Linked DNA regions of Homo sapiens: region 2 is linked to region 1. A link is a contact called in ENCODE Hi-C or POLR2A ChIA-PET data. All regions are on one chromosome and are shown on one strand. The core of a region is the stretch at or near the end of the contact, and the rest is flanking DNA. Distances in the headings are between cores, read along the strand shown. Region 1 holds the start of COPS4 (COP9 signalosome subunit 4). Region 2 has its middle 16 kb from the start of HPSE.

Evidence for each region. Hi-C counts contacts between places; a loop is a spot of excess contacts on that map. ChIA-PET counts read pairs that join two places held with the same protein, here RNA polymerase II (POLR2A). Pooled maps may share reads with other maps.
Region 2: a pooled map shows a loop between it and region 1 (4-fold over the local background). The contact joins the enhancer-like site here to the promoter of COPS4 in region 1. A Hi-C loop is called at or near these places in 6 of 50 pooled maps. POLR2A ChIA-PET finds 5 or more read pairs at or near these places in 5 of 52 experiments (A673, AG04450, GM12878 and 2 more).

Annotation. Positions count from the first base shown.
Region 1 is chr4:83,032,249-83,038,527 of GRCh38, reverse strand. COPS4 (COP9 signalosome subunit 4) reads right to left here and starts at 3,345. Exons shown (of 10, transcript NM_016129.3): 1 at 3,230-3,345. The coding sequence starts at 3,303. RefSeq lists enhancers at 2,856-2,915, 2,457-2,962, 2,976-3,035, 3,076-3,125, 3,226-3,575 and 2 more.
Region 2 is chr4:83,347,407-83,353,685 of GRCh38, reverse strand. No RefSeq gene overlaps it. Among named protein-coding and RNA genes, the nearest start is that of HPSE, 16 kb to the right of the region's middle. Within about 2 kb of position 3,330, at least 4 of the 41 ENCODE cell types and tissues checked have a DNase peak (open chromatin) inside an H3K27ac peak, as active enhancers do.

The DNA of each region.
Region 1 (6,279 bases), core at 2,096-4,595:
ACAGGCATTCTAGGCAAAAATAATCACTATCTGAAGTGTAGTCAATTTTTTTTTGTGAAAATAAGGCCAAAAAGGTAGATGTGTTTGTTTAGAGTTAAGGGCTCATAGGCAAGCAGATATGGACTGTCTTCTAGCTTCACCACTAGCTGTGTGACCTCAGAGCAAGGTATTTCAACTCTGTACTTTGGTTTTCTCTTATTATAATGTAAATAATATCACTACTATCACCTACTCCTACTTGTTAAGGATTTTTAAATGTAAGTAATGTTGTGCTTCGCACAGTAAACTCTAGATGTTATTGACTTTCACTCTAGAGATGAAAACCACTAAAACTGTTGTGTTTGGGACAACAAAGAGAGAATCAGAATCTGAGTTAGAAGGGGCCTTTGAGGCTATCCTCAATAAAGTCTATCCTCCGTTGTGGCTCTCCTATTCTAAAGCTTTATGTGAGATAATAAATACAATGCATAATATGCACAAAAGCAGCCTATAAAATGGAGGAAATGCTTTTCCTCTGGCTAATTTCTTATATAAACTTTAGACAGCTGTGTTAATTCACAGTTATGGGAAAGCATTTCTAACTGAGTTTTTAACAAGAAAACGAGCATAGTCTGGTAGGTTTAAAATGAGCTTTTTAGAGTAGATGAACCTGGATTCAAATACAAGCACTGCCCCTTTCTAGCTATTCATTAATTCAACCACGTTTATTGAACAACTACTGTTACAGATATCCCAATTGCTAGGAACACACAGTATTGATGTTTTAGAAACAATGTATTCCATTATTCTTTAATATGGAATCCTTTGTTACTCAGCTCCTAAAAAAAACACCCAAAAACCTTCATTAAAAGTACATACAAGAAAAAATACATTAAAAAAAAACACACTGATATATTTCAAGGGTATTTCTCTTAAAGCATATAGCTGGTAGAACTGATGTTGTTGTAAGGATAAATATCCTGCTACATTCTTGCCCACATAGGAAATGCAGGCAAGGCCAAGACTTTTCTCAGAAAGCAGCTCTGAAGGAGTTATGGCTAAGACTGCACTGGCTATCAGTTATCAAGCACATTATTTCATTTAATCTTCACAATAACACCATGTGGTAGACTGCTACAGTAACGGCTTCCAATGAATCGTGTCTCCCTCTGTCCAGGCTCCTTTGCAATGTAACTTTGCCACTAAAGAGGTAGTAGTAAGCTCCATTTCCCCTCCCCTTGAATCTGGGCTGGTCTTCTGATTTACTTTGACCAGTACTAGAGAACTGACGTGAGACTTCCTAGGCTATCCTTAAGAGGTCTTGCGACTTCCCCTCTCATAGGCACCTAAGAAAGCCCAAGCTAAACTACTGAATGAGAGACTGTGCAGAGAGAGAGAGAGATCCAGGCAAGAGCAAGATATGCATGTGAGTCCCGCCCCAGGTGTGTTGCCAGCTGACTATATCTGCATGAGTGAGCCCAGACAAGACCAGCAAAGCAGTCCAGTCAACCCATAGAATCCTGAGAAATCATAGTTGTTTTACACTGGTTAAGTTTTTGGTTTGTTACAAAGCAACAGATAACTGAAGCACGCTTTAAGTACTATTGTTTATCTCCAATTCAGACCTGAAGAAGTAAATACTTAAGTTTCAGAATTCTGCAAATACTTGCAAAGCTCTATTTCTTTTGATAACTAATGCACTTATTCTTCTTTAACAAAATAAAAAGTAAAGGAAGCATGGGGAAAAATATAAGCTGATTTTACTTTCATCCATATAAAAATTACAAGCAGAAAGGATTGAGCCATGAAGACATATTTAACTTATTTCCAACCCATACAATAAGTGAATATATATTTACTGACAGCTTAATAGTAACAACAACAATCTTACCGCACTTTCTATATGTCAGGTACTGTTCTACGTGATATAAGTGTGGTAAGTATATATGCACACACATACTCATCTTGTCCTCAGATAATGTCAGACAAGAATAAGTCCTATTATTATCTTCATTTTCCTGAGTGGGAAAATGCAGCACAAAGTAGTTAAGCCCAAAATATACGGCTGAATTTCCCACTGATAAAAGTAGATTACGTTTGCCACCAGAGAAAAGGCAGCCTAGCCTACTTAAAACAGTCAGAATTTCAATGACCAGGTTAGAACAGGTGTATCCCATTAATATACATCAAAGTGATTTCAGCTGTCAGGATGTAAACATTAAGATCAACTTGAGAGGCATACTTTATTTACTTATTTATTTACGGAGACGGGTGGCGGCGGGGGGGGGGGTCTCACTATGTTGCCCAGGCTGGTCTAGAACTCCTGCCCTCAAGTGATCCTCCCTCTCAGATCTCTCAGGCCTCAAGTGATCTCAGCCTCTCAAAGTGCTGGGATTACAGGCGTGAGCCACTGCACCCGGCCTAGAGAGGCATACTTTAAACAGAAAGCATGTTCATTACAAAAGAGAAATGCTGTGACATCTACAAAGAGAAAATGAACAATATACGTCTACCTACCTATGCTTAATACTGTTGACAACTGCTTGCAGAACAGGCACGTCACACATTTTAACTTGGAGTGAACCTAAGCATTCTATATAAATTTCGACAAAATTCAGATTCCTGCAAACATCACTACTGTAGACATCCTGACCCACGATATGAGCACATTCCGCCTATGTGCCATCAGAGTTGGTGGCAGAGAAAATACCCGAAACACAAGGACCCACAGAAGACAGTCTGAATGGTCTGGACGACATGACAGCGGCCATACCGCCTCAACCTCAGCCAGCCCCAAGAAGCCATCTCCCCGAAAAACGCAGCATCAAGGCCCCAGAATATACATTTCTCTGAATCAAAAAAAAAGAGGAGGAAGGTCCAAAGAGAGGCCAGATTCGGTGTGAGGCCGGCCAGCGATGGGAAGAGGTACCAGGGAAGGCTACTAAGGCCAGGGTAGCAGTCGTCTCTCAGACCGCTGTTCCAAAATCCTAAGGGACCAGAAAGATTCTATCAAGAACTGAACAAGCTGACAATCATTTCAAGTCTATAGCCTCGAAGGCCCCTGCACAAGGTCCCCTCCAGCTTTCTGCTTCTCCCAACATTTGCCTCCCCAGCCGACCTCAGGCCCGCCCCCTTGGACGTCAGGCCGGCTCCTAGCTTCACGCCCAAGAGCCGTGGCCAACCTAAGGAGATTAAGGCTGTGGCTTTCTTTCCCCACCTCTGTACTCCCGCGTTCCTGGGAAATACTCACTTGCCAGCCAGATCTTTATGAGAGCCGCTCGAATTCATGAGCTGGGCCAAATCCTGTCGCACGGCTGCCGCCATCTTTCTCCCAGCTCAGCGGTGGATGCGGGGGCCTCTGGCAGCCAAAAAGAAAACGAGTGTGGTCCTCCAGAGTGCAGCCAGAGGGAACCTGAGATGCTACAGAGTAGCGTCTGTGTGGGCCAGAGCGTCGGGTGTGGGAGCCTGGGCTAGCTCCGCCCCCAGGGTTGAGTGATGCGGAGCTCCACTCCTCAGGTCTGAGGCCTGCCCAGGTCTCTCCTACAGGCTCTGGCTCTCACGCTTGGACTTTGGATTGGCTGATGAACTCCAGTAGTGAGTCTCTGGTGTAACTCCAATGAGTAGCCGGTACATAAAACGACTGCGTTTTCGCAAAGTTCCGTTTCTCACGTCTGTGGTTTACCGTCCTTCGATCTTTCAGGCAGCGCTTAAACTGCCTGTGGTAAAGAATGAGTTTTGTTTCCGATTCACCACAGAAGATACTTTTTAGAAATACAATTAAAATGTCCCTATTCCTCCTCCCACTCCGTGCACTTTATAATGGTTGGTCAGACATTCCAGTTTGTCCAGTACAAAGCGATTTTCCCTCTGTCGTCCTGGAGTAATGATTAATATCCCCCCTTTCGGCCGGGCGCGGTGGCTCACGCCTGTAATCCCAGCACTTTGGGCAGCCGAGGCGGGCGGATCACGAGGTCAAGAGATCGAGGCCATCCTGGCTAACACGGTGAAACCCCGTTCTCTACTAAAAATACAAAAAAATTAGCCGGGCGTAGGTGGTGCACCCCTGTAGTCCCAGCAACTCGGGAGGCTGAGGCAGGAGAATGGCGTGAACCCGGGAGGCGGAGTTTGCAGTGAGCCGAGATCGCGCCACTGCACTCCAGCCTGGGAGACACAGCGAGACTCGGTCTCAAAAAATAATAATAATAATAATAACATCCTCCCTTTCATTCTAGAAACCGTTCCATTTCAATGGAAGATTATATGGTCGCCTGCGTTTGTATAACATTCAATACTCATGTATTCTTATAGAATTTCTGCAAATACAAGCAAATATTAATAAAATAAAATTTTACCTCTCACAAGCAACACCACATAATTGTTCTGCCTTGGTTTTTTTTTTTTGCACTTTTCCTGGTACTGTGGTTTGAAATAATTGTCTTCTCCAAAACTCATGTTGAGGGCTGGCGCCGTGGCTCACGTCTGTAATCCCAGCACTTTGGGAGGCCGAGGTGGACGGATCACCTGAGGTCGGGAGTTCGAGACCAGCCTGACCAACATGGAGAAACCCCGTCTCAACTAAAAATACAAAAATTAGCTGGGTGTGGTGGCACGTGCCTGTAATCTCAGCTACTCGGGAGGCTGAGGCACGAGAATCACTTGAAGCTGGAAGGCGAAGGTTACGGTGAGCCAAGATTGCACCACTGCACTCCAGCCTGGGCAACAAGAGGGAAATTCCGTCTCAAAAAAAAAAAAAAAAACAAACAACTCATGTTGAAACTTCATCTTTAATGTGGCAGTATTTAGAGGTGGGCCTTAAATAGGTGATTGGATCATGAGGGCAAAACCCTTGATCTATTCATGGATTAATGGGTTGTCATGGGAGAGAACATGTGGCTTTATTAGAAGAGGAAGAGACCTGAGCTAGCATGTTAGGAAGGTCACTCCCTTGCCATGTGATACCCTGTGCTGCTTCTGAACTCTAGCAAGTCCCCACCAGCAAGAAGGGTCTCATTAGATGTGGCCCCTTGACCTTAGACTTCTTGGCCTTCATAACTCTAAGATATAAATTCCTTTTCTTTATAAATTACCCAGTTTCAGGTATTCTGGTATAAGCAACAGAAAACAGACTAAGACAGCTGGACATCTTACCAGCTGTCCAGTCTTTCAAAATCACTCTTTTTGGAGCTAGAGGATATTACACAGTGAGAGTATGCCTTAGTTTATTTAATCCTTATAGGACATGTTATTTTTAATCAATGCGATGAATAACCTTTGCATACATTATATATGTACAGGTAGAACACATTACCAGAAATGAGGCAAAGGATAGACATACAATTTTGGTAGATATTGCCAAATTGCATTTTATAGGAATGGTATCATTTTGCCTTCCTACCAGAAATATATAGGGGTGCAGCTTCCTACAGCCTTGACTACAAAGGATGTCAAACTTTTGGATTTTTGCCATCTTGATGTGTGATAAATGGCATATTCCCTCTATTGGGAAAGAGAAAGAGAAGAATACCTGAAGAAGGAATCCCTTTTAAGAATGTGTATTAGTCTGTTCTCAGCCAGGCGTGGTGGCTCATGCCTGTAATACCACCACTTTAGGAGGCCAAGGCAGGTGGATCACCTGAGGTCAGGAGTTCGAGACCAGCCTGCTCAACATGGTGAAACTCTTTCTCTACTAAAAACACAAAAAATTAACCAGGCGTGGTGGCGGGTGCCTGTAGTCCCAGCTACTTAGGAGGCTGAGGCAGGAAAATCGATTGAACACAGGAGGCGGAGGCTGCAGTGAGCTGAGATCGTGCCACTGCACTCCAGCCTGGGTGGCAGAGTGAAATCTCAAAAATAAAATAAATAAAAAAAGAATGTATATTAGTCTGTTCTCACACTGCTATAAAGAACTACCTGAAACTGGGCAATTTGTAAAGAAAAGAGATTTAGGCCGGGCATGGTGGCTCACGCCTGTAATCCCAGCACTCTGGGAGGCCGAGGCGGGTGGATCACGAGGTCAGGAGATCGAGACCGTCCTGGCTAACACGATGAAACCCCGTCTCTACTAAAAATACAAAAAAATTAGCCAGGCGTGGTGGCGGGCGCCTGTAGTCCCAGCTACTCGGGAGGCTGAGGCAGGAGAATGGCGTGAACCCGGGAGGCGGAGCTTGCAGTGAGCCGACATCGTGCCACCGCACTCCAGCCTGGGCGACAGAGCGAGACTCCGTCTCAAAAAAAAAAAGAAAAGAGATTTAAATGACTCATAGTTCCACAGCCTTACAGGAGGCATGACTGGGGAAGCCT
Region 2 (6,279 bases), core at 2,081-4,580, 320 kb before region 1:
GGTTTATGCTATAACATAGCATAACCTTGAAAACATTGTGCAAAGTGAAAGAAGCCAGACACAAAATGATACATATTGTATGAAATGTCCAGAATAGGCAAATCCATAAAGACAGAAGGTAGATAGCAAGTAAGAATTACTGCTAATGGATATGGAGTTTCTCTTTGGAGTGATGAGAATGTTACGGAATTAGATAGTATTGATGGTTGCACAACCTTGTGAATATACTAAAACCCCTGAATTGTACACTTTAAAATGGTGAATTTATGCTATGAGAATTGTATCTCAATTTAAAAAAATAAGATAGATTGATGAATAGAGAGAGGGATGATTGAATGGATAGACACATAGTTAATTGTAGAATCTAGGTGGTGGTTACAAACTTTTATGTATGTTTACAATTTTTATTATAATAAGAGGATAGAAATGATAGAAAACTTAAAATGTTTCCCTGTTCTGCAGGGTTGTGTCTGAGTTCTGGGGCACTTGCACAGTGCTGAGGAGTGATGCATGTCAGGAGTGAGGCCAGGAGCAGGCAGATGACAGGAGGAAGTGATCTTCCACTCATCTGTCCACCCAGGTATCACCTGGAACATCTATTGGTCCACCTGCCCCTCGGCCATCGGCAAGCCCTTTCTGTCAATTGCAGCTTCATCACTATTTTACAATATGTAATGTGAAAATGTTCAATTGTATCTAAAATTCATTTACTTTATCACAAAAAATTTCAACATTGTCTTTTTTAAGATTTGACTCTGGGTCAACATTATCTTTCTCATGAAAGAAAGGAATTGCTGTGAGATTCTTTTAATAAATACAACTGTTAAAATTTTTTAAATTGTTTATTACCTACTTGCATGAGCAAAGTTTTTATTAGGAATTTGAAGAGATTATTGAAAATCATTAATTAAGATGGTGGACAGACATTTCAAATACACTGAATATTAAATAGTTATGTTCTAGCCAGACATGGTGGCTCACACTTGTAATCCCAATACTTTGAGAGGCCGAGACAGGAGGATTGCTTCAGCCCAGGAGTTGGAGACCAGCTTGGGCAACATAACAAGACCCTGTCTCTACAAAAAAATTTTAAACTTAGCAGGGCATGATGATGTGCACCTGTAGTCCCAGTTACTTGGGAGGCTGAGGCAGAAGGATTGATTGAGCCTGGGAGATTGAGGCTGCAGTGAGCCATGATTGCACCACTGCACTCCAGCTTGGGTGACACTGTGAGACCTTGTCTCAAAAAAAAAAATGTTATCTTCATGAATTCAAGCTTTGATTAAGAAAATGTAAGAAACAGCATTTGGAGGTTGTTTACAAATAAAATATTTAGCAAACGTGTGGCCTGTATTTTATGCTTCTTATCATAATTATATAACATACAAAATGTATTTTACACCAAGGGTGTGCGGATTCCCTCGAAAGCATCAGCTTTCCCAGAGTGCTCTACAAATGCTGTCATTTTCTATGTGTGTCAAGGTGTGCAGTAGGTTAGGAAACTGCACCGTGGTGAGGTGTTAACTCTGAGGCACCTCACAGAATCTTAATGGATTTAGGTTTAGGCTTTTGAAAATAAAAGCTTGTTCTCTGCTTTTTTTTTGCCCCGCTGTGTCACATCCTACATTTGAAACAATGAGCCAAGCTTGCTACTTGTTCAAAAAAGAAGACTAGAAAGAAAAAAGGGACATAGAGTAACATCTCTAAAACAATTCCTAAGATGTGGTCCACAGACCTCCTAAGAGTCTGGAGACCCCTGCAAGGGGTCTGTGAAGTCAAAACTCTTTTCATAATAATATTAAAATGTCATTTGTTCCTTTCACCCTCATTCTCTCCTGAGAGGACAGTGCGATTTTCCAGACACTACATGATGTATTATGATGTAACAAATTTAATGTTGATATTCATGTAAGAATCCAGCCACCTTTTGTTAAGTGAGAATCCAGCCGCCTTTTGTTAAGTGAGACACTAAAGTGATTTGCAGATAAAACAATGCTACTTTTCTCGCTGATTTTCTTGTTTTAAACATAGTTTTTTTAATAAAAATATGCTATTTATATTAATATGAAATGTGTTTATGGCCAGGTGCAGTGGCTCATGCTTGTAATCCCACCACTTTGGAAGGACAAAGCAGGAGAATCACTTGAGGCCAGGAGTTCGAGACCAGCCTTGGCAACATAGCAAGACCCCCATTTCTACAAAAGATGTTTTTTAAAAATTAGCCAGGAGGAACAGAAAACCAAACATGGCATGTTCTCACTCATAAGTGGGAGCTGAACAATGAGGATACATGGACACAGGGAGATATCACACTCCGGTACCTGTCGGGGGGTGTGGGAGCTAGGGGAGGGAGAGCATTAGGACAAATACCTAATGCATGCGGAGCTTAAAACCTAGATGACAGGTTGATAGATGCAGCAAACCACCATGGCACATGTATATCTATGCAACAAACCTGCATGTTCTACACATGTGTCCCAGAACTTTAAAGTAAAATAATAAATACATAAATAAGCCAGGTGTGATGGTACTTGACAGCAGTCCTAGCTACTTGGAAGGCTGAGGTGAGAGGATTGCTTGAGCCCAAGAGTTTGAGGTTACAGTGAGTTATGATCATGCCACTGACCTTCAGCCTGGGTAACAGAACAAGATCCTGTCTCTAAAAGAAAAAAAGTATTTGTTATAGTTACTCTTAATTATTTAACAAATATTTTTTAAATGTCTCAGTTTTAATTTTTAGTGCATCAAATATTGCAGATGTAACCCATGTGAAAAAAACTCTTTGGAATCCCCAGTAATTTGTAATAGTGTAAATGGTTCCTGGGATCAGAAATTTTGAGAACTGCTGCCAAAGTTTTACGCTGCCACACATCTAATATGTAAAAAACTCTGCAGCTATTAAAATGGAGCATGAAAACATGTTTATTACAGTGAAAAGATATCCTTTTCAATTATTAAGTGGGTATAGTGTGATCTCATATTTAATTGAAATAAATATGTGTGTTTGTGTATGTATGTGTCTATTCATAGGGAAAAAAGTATGGAAGAACACATACCAATAATGCTAATTATTTCTAGCCTGTAAGATTATGACAATATTTACTTTATTCTCTATTCCTTTGCTATGTATACTAAATTTTAAAGCTTTTAAAAATCGTGGTAAAAAACACATAAAATTCACCATCTTAACCGTTTCCAAGTGAACAATCTAGTAGTGCTAAGTATATTCACGTGACTGTGAAACAGATCTACAAAACTTTTTATCTCGTAAAACTGAAACTCTATAACCATTGAAAAACAACTCCCCTTTTTGCCCTCCCCCTCATGCCTGGAAATCACTGTTTTACTTTCTGTTTCTATGTATTTGACTACTTTAGATACCTCATATAAATGGACTTAACAATACTTGTCTTTTTGTGACTGGTTTATTTCATTTAGCATAATATCCTCAGGGTAGTAGCATGTGTCAGAATTTCCTTCCTTTTTAAGACTGAATAATATTTTGTTGTGTGTACAAGAGGACTTCAAAAAGTTCTTGGGACCATGCGTGGTGGCTCACGCCTGTAATCCCAGCACTTTGGGAGGCCAAGGCAGGCACTTGAGGTCAGGAGTTCAAGACCAGCCTGGCCAACATGGTGAAACCCCGTCTCTACTAAAAATACAAAAATTAGCTGGGTGTGGTGGCATGCACCTGTACTTCCAGCTACTTGGGAGGCTGAGGCAGGAGAGTGGCTTGAATCCGGGAGGAGGAGGTTGCAGTGAGCCGAGATTATTTGATTAAAATACAAAAATAAAAAATGTAAACTTTGACTGGGCATGGTGGCTCACGCCTGTAACCCCAGCACTCTGGGAGGCCGAGGTGGGCAGATTGCTTGAGGTCAGGAGTTCAAGACCAGCCTGGCCAACATGGTGAAACCCTGTCTCTACGAAAAATACAAAAATTAGCCAAGCATGGTGGCATGCACCTATAATCCCAGCTACTCAGGAGGCTGAGGCAGGAGAATTGCTTGAACCCAGGAGGCGGAGGTTGTCATGAGCCGAGATCATGCCACTGTACTCCAGCCTAGGCGACAAAGTGAGACCGTGTCTCAAAAAACAAACAAACAAACAAACAAACAAAATATATATATATAAACTTTATTTCTGAACATAAGCTCCAGCAAAGATACCCTTCATTTAGTTTCTCCCTAAAGAACGGAGGGTCCTGGGAATGTAACCATGTCAATGCAGTCTTTTTAAAATTATTGACTGAAGAAAAATGGGTGCCCTTGAAAGATTTTTTAAGATTAGGAAACAAAAAGAAGTTAAAAGGTGCCAAACGGGACTTTAAGATGGATACCTAATGATTTCCCATAGAAGCTCTCACAAAATTACCCTTGTTTGATGAGAAAAATGAGTAGGAGGATGGTCATGGTGGAGAAGGACTCTGTGCTGAAGCTATCCCAGGCATTTTTCTGCTAAAGCTTTGGCTAATGTTCTCGAAACACTCTTATAATATGTAGATGTTATTGTTCTTTGGGCCTCCAGAAAGTCAATAAGCAAAATGCCTTGAGCATCCGCAGAAAAATGTCGCCATGACCTTTTGCTCTGGCCCAGTTCACTGTGCGTTGACTGGACCACTTCATCTCTTGGTAGCCATTGCTTTGATTGTGCTTTGTCTTCAGCCGTGTTCCATGTCCTGTTACAATTTTTCGAAGAAATGCCTCAGGATCTTGATCCCACTTGTTTAAAATTTCCATTGAAAGCTCTGCTCTTGCCTGCAGCTGGTTTATGTACACACCGAGTGGAAAGTTTGCTCAACTTTAATTTTTCAGTCAGAATTGTGTAAGCTGAACCAATTGAGATGTCTAATGGTGTTGGTTATTTCTCCTGCTATTGATCATCAGTCCTCTTCAGTTAAGACATGAACAAGGTTAATTTTCTTTTTTTGCAAATTGATGTGGATGGTCTGCCACTGTGGACTTAATATTCAACACTGTCTCAACCCTTCTTACAACAAGTAGTCCACTTGTAAACTGTTGATTTCTTTGGGTCATTGTCCTCATAAATATTTTGTAAAGCATCAATGATTTCACCATTCTTTTATCCAAGCTTCATCATAATTTTTTTTTTTTTTTTTGAGACAGAGTCTTGCTCTGTCACCCAGGCTGGAATGCAGTGGTACAATCTCAGGTCACTGCAACCTCCACCTCCTGGGTTCAAGCAATTCTCCTGCTTCAGCCTCCCAAGTAGCTGGGACTATAGGCGTGTGCTACTGTGCTTGGCTACTCTTTCTATTTTTAGTAGAGATGGGTTTTTGCCATGTTGGCCAGGCTGGTCTCACATGCCTGACCTGAAGTGATCCACCCACCTCAGCTTTCCAAAGTGCTGGGATTACAGGTGTGAGCCACTGCACCTGAGTCATACATTTTGTGTTTGTTCTTGTTTCAATTTTTGCAGAATTCATGTTGCTCTGATAGGGCTTGATATGGTCTGACTCTGTGTCCCCACCCAAATCTTATCTTGAATTGTAATCTGAATTGTAATCCTCTTGTGTTACAGGAGAGACCTCATTGGAGGTGATTTGATCATGGGGTGGTCCCCTCATGCTGCTGTTGTGATAGTGAGTGATTTCTCATGAGATCCCAATGGTTTTACATGGGGCTTTTCCCCTCTTTGCTCTGCACTTCTTTCTCTTGTCACCATGTGAAGAAGGATGTTTGCTTCCCCTTCTGCCATGATTGTAAGTTTCTTGAGGCCTCCCTGGTCATGCAGAACTGTGAGTCAATTAAACTACTTTTCTTTATGAATTACCCAGTCTTGGGTATGTCCTTATAGCAGCATGAGAATGGACTAATACAGTAAATTGATACCAAGGTAGTGTGGTCCTGCTGTAAAGATACTCAAAAAAGTGGCAGCTACTTTGGAACTGGGTAACAGACAGAGGTTGGAACAGTTTGGAGGACTCAGAAGAAGACAGGAAAATGTGGGAAAGTTTGGAACTTCCCAGAGACTTGGAGGGCCCAGAAGACAGGAAGATGTGGGAAAGTTTGGAACTTCCTAGAGACTAGTTGAATGGCTTTGACCAAAATGCTGACAGTAATATGGACAATGAAGTCCAGGCTGAGGTGGTCTCAGATAGAGATAAGGAACTTGTTGGGAACTGGAATAAAGGTCTTCTTGCTATGCTTTAGCAAAGAGACTGGCAGCATTTTGCCCCTGCCCTAGAGATCTGTGAAACTTTGAACTTGAAAGAGATGATTTAGGGTATCTGGAGGAAGAAATTTCTAAGTAAGTGGC